Linked DNA regions of Homo sapiens: region 1 is linked to region 2. Evidence: chromatin loops called from intact Hi-C (ENCODE). Cell type or tissue: OCI-LY7. All regions are shown on one strand. Each heading gives the region's core, and the rest is flanking DNA. Links, peaks and the distances in the headings are about the cores only. Region 1 overlaps RBM26 (RNA binding motif protein 26). Region 2 has its middle 210 kb from the start of RBM26.

What was found. A loop is a pair of places that touch in the nucleus more often than their neighbours do. Peaks named below come from ENCODE experiments on the same cell type or tissue, not always from the same donor. Only the 100,000 strongest peaks of a DNase experiment are listed, where the experiment ranks them.
Region 1: a loop joins it to region 2, with 2.3 times the contacts of the local background. A loop is called at or near these places in 1 of 110 quality-filtered maps.

The regions. Positions count from the first base shown.
Region 1 is chr13:79,323,581-79,331,924 of GRCh38, forward strand. The region is part of intron 20 of RBM26 (RNA binding motif protein 26); the gene reads right to left. Among named protein-coding and RNA genes, the nearest start is that of RBM26, 79 kb to the right of the region's middle. RefSeq lists enhancers at 7,091-7,591, 7,592-8,092. In OCI-LY7, for the core only: no CTCF peak of the experiment used is centred there; no DNase peak of the experiment used is centred there.
Region 2 is chr13:79,189,514-79,197,857 of GRCh38, forward strand. No RefSeq gene overlaps it. Among named protein-coding and RNA genes, the nearest start is that of RBM26, 210 kb to the right of the region's middle. RefSeq lists a silencer at 1,430-1,539 and enhancers at 4,725-4,814, 4,925-5,144, 5,405-5,524. In OCI-LY7, for the core only: no CTCF peak of the experiment used is centred there; DNase peaks (open chromatin) are centred at 1,538, 4,988 and 5,428; H3K4me3 peaks cover 1,905 bases; H3K27ac peaks cover 1,118 bases.

The DNA.
Region 1 (8,344 bases), core at 327-8,326, 130 kb after region 2:
TTTAATGCAAAATACCTACTCATAAAACTCATCCTTACATTCAGCTAAAAAAAATTCACCTAAAAAGCAAAAGAGTTACTGACATTTTCAAAAATAAGTTACTGACAAAAATTTCTGATGATCTAACTTTACACATCTCTATATTCAGCACACAGCTCCTCAAATCTATAAGATGAGGCTACAACTTTCTAAAGTTTCAACTTTAATTACAAAATGATTTACAAACTTTTTATTAACATTGCTCCATTACAAACTTGAGAATTAGGCTGTGTAAATTTTTGAAAGAACTGAGTTTTTGCTTTGTAAAGATGTAAATTTACTCAGGAAAACTAAGAACTTCTGATGTTATAAGAAACATATTCCATAATTACTTTCATTTTGATAAAACTATTGTTTTATATTAGAAAAGTTCAAGAAACCAATATTTCAGGTAATTGCAACATAAAATCTTTAAAGTTTAAACAATTCCTTCTGTAACCCACCCATTTCACTTTTTACAAAGATTCAAAATTTCAGGCCACGTAATGTAAAAAAGCAGTCCATGATTATCCCTAGCCCTAAGAGATAACCACTATTCTGTGAGGAATTCGGAGTTAAATCCTACATATATTTTTCTACACACATACTGAAAGAACTTCTGTATATAAATATGTATGGTATGTATACGGAAACATACTAGTTTATAACTTCATGGTTAAATTATTAACCCAATTCTTTTCATAAATATCTCTCGATGTCCATACCAATAAATGTCACTTTTCTTGAATGGCCATATATATTATATATTTAGCATAATTAAAGCAATTTCTACAGATATGAACAATCTTGTGTATTTGTACATCTTGTGTGACTTTCTATTAGAAGTGAAATGTTTGACTTTTTTCACAATCTGGCCTGCTTGTATTTTTCTAATTGAATGAAGTTTGGTGATATTTTGGGCAAAATATTTTCCCCGATTGGATTTTGATTTTATGATGCACCTTTTATTGGAGAGAAAGGGGTTGTTGTTGTTCTTTTGTTTTTGTCATCAACAAGTTTTAAATTTTTCATGTACTGGAATTTACCAATATTTTCCTTTATGAATATCGTGCCATACCTTAAAAAGCCCTCTCAATATTAAGACTATTTTTTTTAAATCCCTAGGATTTTACTATTTAAAAAAAAGAATTTTGTAGCATGTATTAAATGTTTTATGTATTAAAAAAAGAAAAAAAATTCATCCAATTTAATTTATTTGGATATTTAAAAAAGACATAATGCTGTCTTTTTTCCAAATAGCTAGTCAATTGCCCCAACATCATTTACTGAATAACTTGTTTTATTCCTTGATTTAAAACAACTCCTTTGTGATCCATTAAAATCCTCATAAAGTCAGCCACCACAGAACAATGTTTTGGTCAACAATGACTATATACAAAAGTGGTCCCCTAAGATTTTAATAAACCTGAAAAATTCCTATTGCTTAGTGACCTTATAACTATCATAATACATTACTCACATGGTGATACTGGTGTAAACAAACCGATTGTGCTGCCAGTCCAGTCATATAAAAGTATGGCACGCACAATTATGTACAGCATAATACTTGAATATGGTGGCAAACGACTGTTACTAGTTTACATATTTACTATACTATACTCTTTATCATTATTTTAGAGTGTACTCTAATTTTTTTTAAGTTAATTATAAAACAGCCTCAGGCAGTTTCCTCAGGAGGTATTTCAGAAGAAGGAACTGTTATCGTAGGCCTCAGCCTATAATACACACATTGCCTATGACAGCTGTGTGTGTGTTACTGCCCCTCAAGACTTTCCAGTGGGACAAGACGTAAAGGTAGAAAACGGTGATACTGATGATTCTGACCATGTTTAGACATAGACTAATGTATGTGTTTGTGTCTTAGTTTTTAATTAAAAGTTTAAAAAGTAAAACATAAAAAAATGTTAAAAATAGACAAAAGCTTATTGAATAAGGATATAAAGAAAGTATTTTTGTACAGCTGTGCAACGTGTCTGTTTTATGCTAAGTGGCGTTACAAGAGTCAAAAAGTTTTTAAAAATTGTAAAGTTTAAAAGTAAAAGCTAGAGCAAACTAAGGTTAATTTATTATTAAAGAAAGATAAAATGTTCTTATAAACTTAGTATAGCCTAAGTGTACAGTGTTTATAAGGTCTAAAGTACGAGTTTATAAAATACGATGGTAATGTTCTAGGCCTTTACATTCACTCACTAACTCACCCAGAGCAATTTCCAGTCCTGCAAATGCCATTCATGGTAGGTACCCCATACAGGTATACCATGTTTTATCTTTTATACCCTATTTTTACTGTACCTTTTCTATGTTTAGATATGTTTGCCTACACAAATACTTACCATTGTGTTACAAGTGCCTCAGTATTCAGTATAGTTAACACAATGCCAGAGTTTCGTAGCCTAAGACCAACGGGCTATATACCATAGAGTGTAGGTGTGTAGTAGGTTATATCATTTATGTTTGTGTAAATACACTCTGTGATGTGTACACAACAATGAAATTGTCTAACAACACATTTTTCAGGTCATATCCCTCTTAAGTGGCACATGATTGTATAAACTTAGGTCTATTTCTGAACTGTATTGTACTACATTATCTGCTTTGTACTGCTTTTAAACAGTACGAATAATTAATGCAAATAACTTTTTAAAGTATGCTATGGCAGTGCTTCAAGAGTTATGCATGTACTTTAAAATTCCATTAAAATATATTTTTAAAAGTGAACTGTATAGCCATTTATAAAATGTTAAGGAACACCATGTTTAAATGTGCTCTACAGGATGCCTACTTGGGCTAGGACGTAGTGGTCAAAAAGGTGAAAGTGGACCTAAATGTAAAAATCCACAAAATATGAAAGGGGGGGAAATAGTATCAGATGAAGATAAAATTTGCTTCCCAATGCAAATGTAGCTGATAATCTAGATTAAAAAGATAATTTTTGAAAAAACTACCAAAGTACCAAACTAAAGCCAGCAAAGATAAACTTAAACAAATCATTTCTACAAAACAGCCTGTAAAAAGACACATTTAATCATTAGATACTGATAGTTTCACAAATGAATTCTATTAAAATTTTAAAAAACATATTTCCAAAGCAACTTAAATTATCTCAGAAAGCAAAGAATAATGGAAACTTTCCAATGACAGGTAATAGAGATACCTGACAAAAATATCCCTCCCAAAATTTACAAACCAATCTTACTTTTGAAAATCATTTTAAAAAGTAAAAAGAGAAATAGAAAGAAAAAGAAGAGACTTTAGTGATTTTTAAAAATACAGTACTATGGGATTTAAACCAGAAGAGAATGATTAGAAGCAGTGCAATGAAATAAGGTGAAAAAGAAAAAAAAAAAGTCATTGTTATACAAACATCAAAAAGCATTATAAAAATCCATTTCTAGCCTGGGCGTAGTGACAGAAACCTGTAATTCTAGCACTTTGTGAGGCTGAGACAGGCAGATTGGTTGAGCTCAGGAGTTCAAGACCAGCCTGGACAACATGGTGAGACCCCATCTCTACAAAAAATACAAAAATTAGCCAACTGTGGCGGCGTGTGCCTATAGTCCCAGCTACTTGGGAGACTGAGGTGGGAGGATCACCTGAGCTCAGGAAGTCAAGGCTGCAGTGAGCTGTGATCAGACCACTGCACTCTAGCCTGGGTGACAGAATGAGAACCTGTCTCAAAAAAAAAAAAAAAAAATCCATTTCTGATCAAAAATCTTAATGAAACAGAGTCATTTGTATTCTACCTTAAGACAAAAAGCCAGCATCACACATAATACTGAAAATACTAGAAGCATTTTCATTCTGCAAAAAAGTCAGTCACTATTATTATCGATGTTTTTAACATTTTTCTAAAGGTAAACGATGAAATAACAGAAAGTAGTATAAGTGTAGAAATGTGAGAGGTAAAACTATGTTTAACCAAAGATAAATTGAATGAAAACCCAAAAAACCCAAGAGAGCAAAATTAAAACCATCAAATAGTTTGATAAGATGGCAGTTACACATTTAATAAAAAAAGATGAACAGTCTTCCTACATATGAAGAACCAATAGAAAATATTATGGAACAAAAGATCTCATTTAAAATAGCAATAAAAAGATGAATTATTATGGGGAAATTTATAAGCAATGTATGTTGTCTATATAAAGAAACCATAAGCAGGAAGGGTGGGAGACAGATGAGGGTTGAAAAATTACCTAATGGGTACAATGTTCACTATTTGGGTAATGGGTATACTAGAACCCCAAACCCTACCAGTATGCAATATACTCATTAACAAACGTGCATGTGTACTCCCTGAATCTAAAAATTAAATTAATTTTTAAAAAAGAAAACCTTAACACTAGTAATATATACTGGCTATGTTAAAAAAAATTAAAATGCTCTTACAATGTAAAAAGTACTGAAGAACTTGAAAGACAATGAGGTTTTAGAGGAAGACTTAGCATTTGAGGAAAATTTAGTATTATTATGTTCATTCTCCCATAACTTAGTCTATCTTTTTGAAACTAAGTTTATTCAAAAGTTTACATCGAAAATAAACACCTAAAACATACCAGCAAGATTCTGAAAGTGAGTAATAATTGGGTGTGAGAGGGAATCCAAACTGCCCTGACAAACTACTGAGTTTAGAAAGCTAGTTTAATTAAAACAGTGAGAAACAGGCACATGAAGAGAGAACTCATCAATGGAAGAGTCTGGAACACACCCAAATAAACATATCAGAAATTTATATATTTCACATAAGCCTGGAAAAACTAGATTTAACTAATGAACCCAACAGGCTTCCTATTTCACTCCTTAGACCAAATAAGTTCCACGTAAATTTTTAAAAAAATGAATGTGAAGTCTTCAAAGAAAAAAAAAAGCCTATTAATATTAAGAGTATTAGAAAAAACAAGGGAAAATGTTTCTTATCTCAGATTGGTGAAAGCCTTTCAAACTATAAAAAAAGATTAACTGGACAATTAACTATTATTGTGGAAAATACAGCATAAATGAAAATTCATAAAAATATAAGCTATGAGCTAATTTCCAAATATACAAAGAGCCCCTGCATTAAGTAAAAAAAAAAAAAAAAAAAAAAAAGACTACTCAGCAAAATAATAGAATGGGCAAATGACATTAACAGTTGATAGACATAAAAACAAACAATAAAAACAGACAGCATTTAATTAAACATGAAAATGGCTCAACTACAATCAGAAAAGTGAATTAAAACCTAAATGAGTTTCTATTTCAGTTTGATAAACTGAAGATAAAACTGATACCCCACTCCGATAAAAATGAGGACAAACTACATACCTATGGATTTTTTTTTTTAATAAGAAAAGTAGTAAAACCACTATGTAGCGTACACACTATGGCAAGAGTGTAGGGAAAAAGCATTCTCATACATCTTTGGTGGGCAAATAAGTATAACCTTTATGGTGGGCAATTTTCATTAAAAATTTAAACGTACATATCCGTTCACCCACATGTTGGTGTCAGTGAGAAAGGTGGAAAAATGTAGAGACATTAAGACCCATGAGATTAAGTAAAAACCATAGAGTCTAGAATTAACAAGTATCAGAGTGAATTCTGAATTTATCTTTACCTATCTACTTGTATGTGTGTATATATGTGTATGTATTAAAAACTTTATAGCCCCAAATTAAATGCAAAGTATCAGTATGAGCTCTAAATTTCTTTATACATGTGTATATATGTGCATATACATATATATATATGTATGTTTTTTTTTCACTCCCAGTTCTGACAACTGAAAAGGATTAGTGATGGTAACATACTTAATAGTAATGCGTACCCCTAGTACCCAAACTGTAGTGTCTAAATATCTTTGCCTAATAAATAAACCAAAGCTCCTTAGAGAAAGGGTCAATTCCAGGTCTGGAAGAGACAGTGTTTAAAATGAACCTAGAACACCTTCTCATACCAGAAGGAACAGAACCACTAGGATCCTGTCAAAAGCACTCAGGAGCCAACCTGTAGTCTCCTGGCCAAAGATGGAATAACTTCAACATTAATAACTGAGAGCAATGGATTTGTACCCATAAAATGTTTATATATGAATTTATGACTGCATAACACCAATCAAGCTATATCAAAATATGAACCTTATCTAGATCCTTATTTTTAAAAAGTAAATTTACAAGAAATTAGACAAATGTCAACCCTGACTGGATATTTGATATTTAGGAATATAATTTTTAGGTGTGATAGTAGTACTGTATTTTTTTAAGGCTCTATCATTCGAAGAGCCAACCTACGTTAAAACCTAAATGAAAAAGGAAGGAATCAAACCTCTAGAAACTGGTTCCATCATTTAAGGTTCTATCATCTAAAATGTTTACAGATGAAATGATACAGTGACTGTGAATAGCTCCAAAATAAGGAGTGGGCAAGTTGTAGCGAGTGAAATATAGATGAAATAAGATTGGCCCTAAGTCGATAACTGTTGAAGCTCAATGATGTGCATATGTGAATACATTTTATAATTCTAATTTCTATACTATAAAATGTACACAAAATTTGAGTTTTAAAGCTGAAATAGTTTATTCAGAGGCTTGTCTCTAGTCTTTTGACTATTTATTCTTACACACATTCATTCAAAGCTTACAGCAAATTAAGGAATGGCATATACATAACAGAAAGCACAAAGGTTAAAGATCTAACAAAGGAGGAAAAAACTATGAAAAGTAATTGTGGATTCCACATCTTACGTGGAAAATGTTCTGGAAACAATTAAGTTTGGAAAAATGTTGGGTGAAACAAAATTAAACAGGTTTGTTTACCTCTGGACTTAGTCCATTTAGACTACAGTTCTAAATGGAATATAAAAATGCAGCCTTTCACAAACTTATCTGACAAGAGAATCTTTTGTTAGGGGATCTCTTGCAGAAACAGTGTTTTGCAAAAACTACAGAGAAAACTGACTTGAAATACAGATAATTACCGAAAAGTAAACTGCAATCCTATGGTTCCTTACGTTTTTAGTAACGATAATATAACTAATATATAAAAGAAGGCTAAAAGCAAGTTTAGTAATATTTGTAATGTTATAGAATGTTAAAGCACGAGTTATGAACACAAATACATATAATTATATAATATATATGACCACACATTTTTAAAAACATGCAAAATCTAATTTTTAGAAGTTACAAAGAAAGACTTCCAATTCTTTAACTCTTGAGTTCAATGCACATGGCTACTTTCCCACAAGCTTCAGACCTCAAGTTACTAATTCTGGTAGCACAGTGCCCATCACATAGCAGCACTTAATAACTATTAAGTATCAGTAAAAACACACACACATACACACACACACTCTGCTATGCACATAATTTGACTTCTTTTGGTTGAATCCATTTAGTAAAACATGATTCTCTTTCCCCCTATTTTTTGCTAAGATAGGGTCTGGCTCTGTCGCCCAGGCTGAAGCACAGTGGCATGATCTCAGCTCGCTGCAACCTCTGCCTCCTGGGCTCAGGTGATCCTCCCACCTTAGCCTCGCAAACAGCTGGGACTGCAGGTGCACGCCACCACACCTGGCTGATTTTTTGGTAGAGATGGGGTTTCTCCATGTTGCCCAGGCTGGTCTCGAACTCCTGGACTCAAGAGATCCACCCCACTTGGCCTCCCAAAGTGGTGGGATTACAGGTGTGAGCCACTGCGCCTGGCCCCTCTTTCCTTTTGATATAAAAAATTGTACCTCGCAGCCAGGCACAGTGGCTCATGCCTGTAACCCCAGCACTTTGGGATGCTGAGGCAGGTGGATCACGAGGTCAGGAGATCGAGACCATCCTGGCTAACATGGTGAAACCCTGTCTCTACTAAAAATACAAAAAAAAAAAAAAAAAAAATTAACTGGGCGTGGTGGCAGGCACCTCTAGTCCCAGCTACTCGGGAGGCTGAGGCAGGAGAATGGCATGAAGCCAAGAGAGGCGGAGCTTGCAGTGAGCTGAGATCACACCACTGCACTCCAGCCTGGGCAACACAGCGAGACTCCGCCTCAAAAAAAAAAAAAAATTGTACCTCTGTGAGTTTGGGACTATAGGTTTCATTTTTGTTCTGATTCTTCTAAAACAGCAACTTAATTATTCCTATTCTGAACAGGATCTTGGGCTCCTACAAAGGTACAGTAACAATTCAGTGCAGAAAAGATAATATTCAAATCAGTCATGGAAGAGACGACTGCTTTACTCTTGTCTGAGTACTTATCCAACTTTAGTACTTTGGCATGGTGATAGACAAAAAAATAGAAAATAAGGTAATAGGAACCATCTTCTAGGTAACAAGGCAG
Region 2 (8,344 bases), core at 212-8,211:
ACATGCTATAACTGAAAATGTTTCAAAATGAAATTCTAAGCATTGTCCAAATGAACTACATCCCAAACTTTCACAAAACACAGTAGACTACAAACCATCTCCTCTCTCCTTATATTGGTCTTTGTTTATAAGATTACTAGTATAGAACCTTACACAGAGTAGAAACAACCTCTATACATTGTATAAATATGGGCAAATTAGCCAAACCTCAAGGTTCTAAGGCCTTTGGTTCATTTGTTTCATATAGCCCATGGACCCAAAGTGGTGGGACTGATTTCCACAGAGAAATCTATCACAGGACAGCAACATACATTGTTCTCTTCCATTCTTGAATTTGACAAATGTAAGTAATGTTATAACTGACTCTTTCTAGAATTAACAGTGACATTTTTTGTTTATAAATTAAATTACAGCCAGACACAGTGACTCATGCCTGTAATCCCAGCACTTTGGGAGGCCGAGGTGGGCAGATCTCTTGAGCTTAGAAGTTGAAGACTAGCCTGGACAACATGGTGAAACCCCACCTCTACAAAAGATTTTTTAAAAATAGCTGGGTATGATGGTGTGCATCTGTGGTCCTAGCTACTTAGGAGGCTGAGGTGGGAGGATGGCTTGAACCCAGGAGGTGGAGGTTGCAGTGAGCTGAGATATTGCCACTGCACTCCAGCCTTGGCAACAGAGACAGACCCTGTCTTCAAAAAAATAATAATAAATAAAAACAAATTAATTAAATCACTTTGCCTTTAGTTAACTTACCATAATCCTTTGTTAATCAATATATAAATTCTCATTAGTCTTCTCTATAATTTCCTTACATTTACATTGGTTTCTAAGTTTGGATAACTTTAGAAGGCTATTTGTGAGGGTATTAATTGATATTATTGGAGAGTAGCAGAAGAGACCCTGCTGCTTTAAAATATGAAACACAGGGAAGATCACCTGGTTTGTAAATGATCAATGCTAAGTCATTTGTGAATTTTGGCAAAGGTGGTTTAATTTACTCTAACATTTTACTTATTTAACAAAGTCCTCATGCAGTGCTCACTGTCTGCCAGGCACTGCTCTGTGTGCTTAATCAATATGTACCATCTATGCAGAAGTTACTTTTTAAAAGTATGATGTTGAAACTATCAGTATTCTTTCCTTTGAAAGATGAGTGACAACAACAGCAAAAAACTATATTCAGCCGCTTTGTTGTGTCATGAGCAAAACAGAAAACAAATTAGCATCGATGGCATTGGCTTTCATGTAGATTAGAATACCCTCTCCTGGTATTCTTACGTATTCATAGCATTGTAACAACTGATGGTTTTTAAATTTCTCTACAAATCAATCCAGATTATGAAATCTGATGATCAGAACACCTAATTGTCACCAATCCAAATTTACCTACTGGAAAAAAGTGTTTTTTTCATTATATTTCTATCTTACATTGATTTTCTTTCCTGTTGAGAACCAAATTTCAAGCATTTACAGACTCCAGGTGGTTCACACCTCCTAGAAAGATTTCTCTAGAGAGCCATTTACTTCATTTTTTCAGTTCCTGCAGTGCCAGTAAACCTCGCAGAGGAAATGTTATGTAGAGGGAAGTGAACAACAAGGGAGGTGACTCCCTAAAACAAATGCAATAATAATTCAACACACTCCAGCCACACTGCAATGCAGAAACCAAGTAAACAAGCCATTGCTTTCGCATTCACTGTGCTAAGATGTGAGCATATCTGCATTATACCTGACAGAATCAACCTCTGAACAGCAGAGAGCTCAATGGTGCCAAAGCAGAAGTTGGCAATAGCACCAACAACTCTAGCACTTCTTGTTCCTATCCTCTTCTGTATAGTGCTTCAAGAAATAGGTCCCACCATAAGAAAAACAACAACAACAACTAAAGATGAGACTTCTGCAATCAAAGAGGGATAGAGTTAGGCTTGTCACACTTATGAGGAAGTTCAAAGCCGAAAACACAGGGCAAAACAAAGTTAAAGATAAAAGAACTGAAAGGCAATGCCATCTATGCTGATACTGAATTCCATTTTAGAAAAAGAAGAAATTAAGTGGAGGAACTTGTTGGAAGGGAATGCTCTGCTCTTCTTTATTTCTTATGTTTTCTTCCTATGAAACAAACATGTTAGTGTCACTCCAGCCTCTCCCTGCCCCCTTCCTCACTGCAGTCTGGGGGAAGAGGAGTGGCATGTGTGCTTGCTAAATTTGGAGAAGAATTTGGGAACTTATCTGGCCTATGCCAGTCAAGTGACACCAAAATGTGGGAGTGAGGAGCAAGTCTGTCCAGTTCTAGGTTCAAAATCAACAAGCTCACTAGAGTAATAGACTCTAAGCTCTGTCATCCAATCTGAATTCTATTAGTGGCAATAGGGACATTTTTTATTCCATATTTACTCTTGGCTCTATTTCTCAACTTGCTTGGAACCCACGTGGGAAAGAGAGTAGCCACTCATTAGAGACCACCATGGAAAGCCCTCAAACTTTCACTGTTAAAATAAAATACTCAGGGTGTATCCTTCTTTCTAGAGAGAATCAGATCACTTGTTCAAGCTTCCTATTCTTCCACTTTACCACTACTTTTCCACCAGTGAATCTCTAACCATCCCTTTCCCAAGCTCCTCATACCCTCTTGCTGTCTTTCCTGCCCCATCAAAGCTTGCTTTCATTTGGTTTATTTGTATCTAGATGTAAATGACTAATAACAATTTCTAACATGTTAGCTCATCAGAATTCAGCTTTTCAGATCCCTCAGGATTCTTTAACATTTTAGACTCAGAAGACCTCAAAATACAATGTCCTTATAGAAAATATAGTGGCATCAAGGTAATGGCAAATAACAAATGCACCTGAGAGAAGTTACGGATTGTACCCAGTGTGTCTTTGTGGTGGGATGGAATTTGGGGTCTGTGCATTTCAGAGAATATTTTTACTAAATAAAATAATTGGAGAGAGACTAGGCCAAAAACATAGTATTTTTTTCCAGCTAACTGGTAGTCATTCTTTAAGACTGATTTTTTAAATGTTGTCTTATTGATAAGATCTGACCTCATTTTCCTACATAGGGCAGTTCTTCCTCACCTGTGCTCCTCACAGAAATCACAAGGCTCTTCTCTCCCCTTTTTCTATTACAGTGCCTTGGGATTGTCTGCATATTCATCTGCCCACTAGTTTCTGATCCCCTCAAGAATGCAAGGAGTGTCCGATTGTCTTTGCATATCAGTCTGATAGCCAGAAGTATTCCATAAATTGGGGGGAGAGTTGGATGGAATTGTACCAGATGGTAGGAGTTCAATGAGAAAGAGAATAAAAAGGCTCACCTATTTTGAAAGTATTAATCTTTTCTCGAAAAAACAAGAAATATTAGAGAGGCTCTAGGAGGCAGAAGAAAGAAGATGAACTGAGAAGAAAGGTTACAGAACGCAATAGAAATGGCTTTAGGGGTAGATGAGAACATGACACCCACATTTAGAAGTGTCGAAGAGATTAGAATAGTCAGAAATGTGATATGGGAGAGCAAAATTCCCCCAAAGAGACAGCATGGGGAATGGCTGTGCAATAGCAGTGCTAACAGGGACAAGGACAAGACACGATTAGGACTGCTCTGACCTAGGGGCAAACAACCACTGCCAAGGACCTTAGAAGGTCCATCTTTCACTATCTAGAAAACTGGCTGCAAAAAGATGTTCATTCTCTTAAGCAGTAAAGCCAAGTTCAAAGACCTGTACCCTTAAACTAATAAGTTAAAACCCCAAAAGAAGGATTTTAATAATTATGAAATAATTTGAGGACATAACAAGAACTTCTACTTAAGAAATAGAATCTTTTGATTAATAATAAAAAAAGGCAATATGGAATAAGCATCCAAAAAGTCAAATGTTAATAATATTCAGCCTTGAAAAGGAAGGAAGTTCTGACACATGCTACAACACAAATGAACCTTGAGGACATCCTGCCAATTGAAATTAGCCCATCATGAAAAGACAAATACTGCTCGACTTCACTTATATGAGGTTTCTATGTGTACTCAACTTCATCGAAACAGAATAAGTACAGAGTGCCAGTTTTGCAAGATGAAAAGTTCTGGAGATTGGCTATACAACAACATGAATATAGTTAACAGTACTAAACTGTACACTTAGAAATGACTAAGGTGCTAAATTTCATGTTATGCATTATTTACCACAACAAAAAATAAAAATAAAATGTTTAATTTTTAAACCTTTTTAAATAAACCAATAATGCTACAAATGATTTTCATTCAATTATCTTCAAGACACAAAGGAAAAGATAAAAAAAAAATTTCAACCATAGCCCAAGTTATGTGGGTATATTGGAATTATTTGCTCATCTTAAATTTTCACAGAAGTAACACGGACTTCTCCTTAAAACAAAAAATCAAAATTTCAAACCAACAAACAATATGCTGTCAGTTTATTTCATGGTTACATCTTGAATTTAGCTAAAAAACACAAGGCAAAAATTCTCTGATGCTGTATGTCTTCAATATTTGCCCACCTACCCCGAAACTAGACAGGTTTTGCATTCTTATGCATTTTTCTCAGATTTTGTGCTTAGATTACTTTTTTTCTTGCTTTTCAAAAGTGCCTGAAACCTATTTCCTTATACCTTTGCTGTAATGAGGGGAAAAAAATTGTTTGATTAGAAATATTTAGGGGTGGGCAAAAAAATTTGCATTTCTGCTGACAGCTTCTATACTAAGTTTGGCCCAGTGGGATTAGAAGTCTCTGAGATATTAAACCTCGGAAAGAAGAATTTGTAATGGAAAGGCTGAAAGAACTTAATTATAGCCAGTAGCACCACTCAAATACTTTAAGCATCCTCAAATGTGCTGTGTTATCTTAAGAGAAAAAAAAAGATACAGAAAAGATGGAGGTTATGGATCAGACATAGGCATCACCAAAAAAGCAGTTTCACTTCTGGGTAATTTGGGGCAGCCAGTCTAACCACAGAACATCCGCAGTGCTATTTAAAGAACTAGAGAGATGTCACACTCATTATGACACCTGCAATCATTAAATCTGAAAATGACTTTAGCTAACTTCTCATGAGTGCCTCGCTCAGGACACCTTCCTTGTGTGTATTTAAGATCTAGAGTAGGAAGAGTCAATTGAGTTTCTCTTATCTTAAAGTAAAAGACAAACATCAGAAGGTCTCTGCTTTTATTTGCAAGAAATACAATTCTCCTATAATATATACTAGAGTTGACCCTGGAATAGATTGTTCTGTCATTTTCCTCATTTCTTCCTTTTCCTCACTTATAGCAGAAAAGTCTTACCCATTCCCCCACTCTAAGTGTCCCCTCTGAGCTGAGAAACTTGATGATCTTGTCACAGGTAAACAGGCAAAAGAACATCCCTGCACTTTCCACTGTCCTAGGCATGCGGCTGAATGCAGGGCTCTGCAGAGAGGAACCATCTCCACGCTGTTGTGCCTGTAGTATTGGGGCACCAGGTCCTCCACCTACATGATGAGAATAGTCTTTATAACTAATAATCCTTATATCAGAATAATTAGACAAACCTTATATTCTGAGGGGTACTGTCATTCTCTTAACCTAATTCCTGGAATCCAGTCCCTTATCTGTCTTAATCAAATTTTCTAAAAGTTCCTTCTCACTTCCATTGACTTAATGACTATTGTAGCTTTAGCTTCCTTTTGCATCCAAGACCACAGACTTCCACAAGTCTGCTTGATTTTCTTTTCCAAACACAAGGAGTCATTTTACTCATTGATTGCTATCAACCTATGACTCCTGATAGGCCTTATCATGTTTTAAAACCCTCATCCAAATTCCAATAGCTCTGTTTTCTGGAACCTGAACTGCCCTTCCACCCCCAGCCACCCAAATCTCTCCTATTTCTGATTCCCTGAGAGAATGTTTTCCCTCTCTCATCCATTCCATGAAGCAACACATTCTTTCATGGATTTACTGGAATTCGAGGGAACTGCCATTGCAGGTAAATCTTTCACATTCTTATGATGAATTCAGAACTCCAAAGTAGCAAAAGTAACATGATGAAGTCCAGATTAAAGTATTTTGTTCATCATTCAGATGGATTTTCACAGCCAGCTTGTATGTAATGATTAAAGTTGTAACCAGGAGCAGACTCCAGGCCATTTCTTGCTTTGCCTGGGAAACCTATTTAATGTAACAACTTCAGATCACTCTGTCCCTTGAGGCTTCTCTCCCACACCTATTAAAGAACACCACCAATAGAGATAGCTACCTAGATGACAACTGTAAAAAAGAGGAAATTTTGTCAAAGACAACCCCTATCATGGAGCTAAAATAATCAAGACTCTATCTAATGTCAAGCAACTTCCTTCTTAATATATACTTTTAGCTCCTGTACATATGTATTTATTTTTACTGCAAAATGTGAGATTACCATGTGCCTACCATATTCTAGGCACTGGGGATAACTGTGTACTGCTAGGCAGGAGGCCTGCCCTTAAGGAGCTGACCTTTCCCTGGCTGCTTGATTCTTTTTCTTCTTTATCTTTTTTATTGGCCATATCAGAAGCAGCTGTGAAACCAATTCATGCTTGTCTCTACTCTGCACTAACTTCTTCATTCATTTATTTAGTCTCTTCCTCATATCAGTGCTTCTAGATGAAACATTTTTTCTCTCCTAATATGCTTTTCCAAAATAAATTACTCATTTTGAGGTGCTTTTAGCACTATGAAAGACACTTTAGTGGCCCTCCTTAAAGCTGTCAACATGCACCCACATAGCCAAAGGTATCCTGTTGGAGTTGAACTGTACTATCCACAACCCAATATAACATGAGATAGTTGGGTTTCAAATGGTTTTGTAAGGTTGCCTTTCATTGGCGGGTGGTAATTCATCTTCCAATCAGGCCATCATCAACAAAAACACTTTGTGAGTAGAATACAATAACTCTTCTTTATACACTCCTGAGGTTATCTGAGTAAAATTTCTCATACCAAGCAACATTTCCTCAGTCTTTGAGCTTGCTCACCTTACCCTACTCTTATCTTCCCCAATCTCAGTCAGTGTGATATAGAAATAGAAACTCATTTTAGTACCCTCCTCGAGAGGCTGCTGTGTATGCCACCACTTTGTCTTTCAAACACTGATATGGATTGGCTGTGTCCCCACGCAAATCTCATCTTGAATTGTAGTTCCCATAATCCCCTTGTGCCATGGGAGGGACCTTGTGGGAGGTAATTGAATCATGGGGGTGGTTACCCTCATGCTGCTTTCATGACAGTGAATAAGTCTCACAAGATCTGATGGCTTTATAAAGGAAAATTCCCTGCACAAGCTCTATTGCTTGCCACCATGTAAGACGTGGCATTGCTCCTCATTTGCCTTCTGTCATGATTGTGAGGCCTCCCCAGCCATGTGGAACTGTGAGTCAATTAAACCTCTTTCCTTTATAAATTGCCTAGTCTCGGATATGTCTCTATTAGCAGCATGAGAACTGACTAATACAAACACACACACAACACATAGTGTTACTCAGAGTGCTTCTGTTATGCACATGGCTACTAAAAAGTCAAATTAACATTTAAGGAAATCACTCCCATCTATTGCGTCAAAACTGACTGAGCCAAAGGCAAACCCATGGAAGAATCAGAAATCAGTGTATCCTGAACTAACTTGAAAATCCTTACTCTAGACTGCAAATCAAATTTCCAGCTGATTTTTAGTGATGAACACTGCAGGTACACTTTTTGGGTAGCTTATGGACAATAAAATACCAATACGTAGTTCTCTTCTGGTCCATATAGATCAAAGCAAAGCCATTTACAAAAGATTTTCCTGCTTCATAATCCCCATGAAGTTGAAATTCACCTCTCTCAGACTTAATATTGTTTCTTTCTTCCCACAGTAAAGACCCGCCGCCTGTGAGATGACCCAGGCAGAAGTTCAACACTTTGGTACTTCGTGCCTCAGGCCTTTCACTAAGAAAATTGAGTGTGAGAACTTTATCTCCAAAAGTGTCTGCCTGTTGTGACATCTCTCCTGGGTCTCTGCAACCCTAAATTCTTCATTTCTTTTCAGAATTTAGCTGAAAAGCACTTTTTGCTGCCTGTTTATCTCAATGTCTGTCTCTCACTGCTAGTATTTATTGCTTATCACTGTAAGTCTTCATTGAATGTAATCTGTTTGGGGATACAGTTGGCATGAAAAATGCTTCACCAAATGAAGTTGTAAAGTATTATACATAAATACTTAATTCCTGGATTTATTTATTATCATCATTACTTATTTACCACCATAGGCATCCAGGACACCTTTGAAAGAAATAAATCTGGTGGGTTGCTCTCCCAAATTTTATCAGAATATCT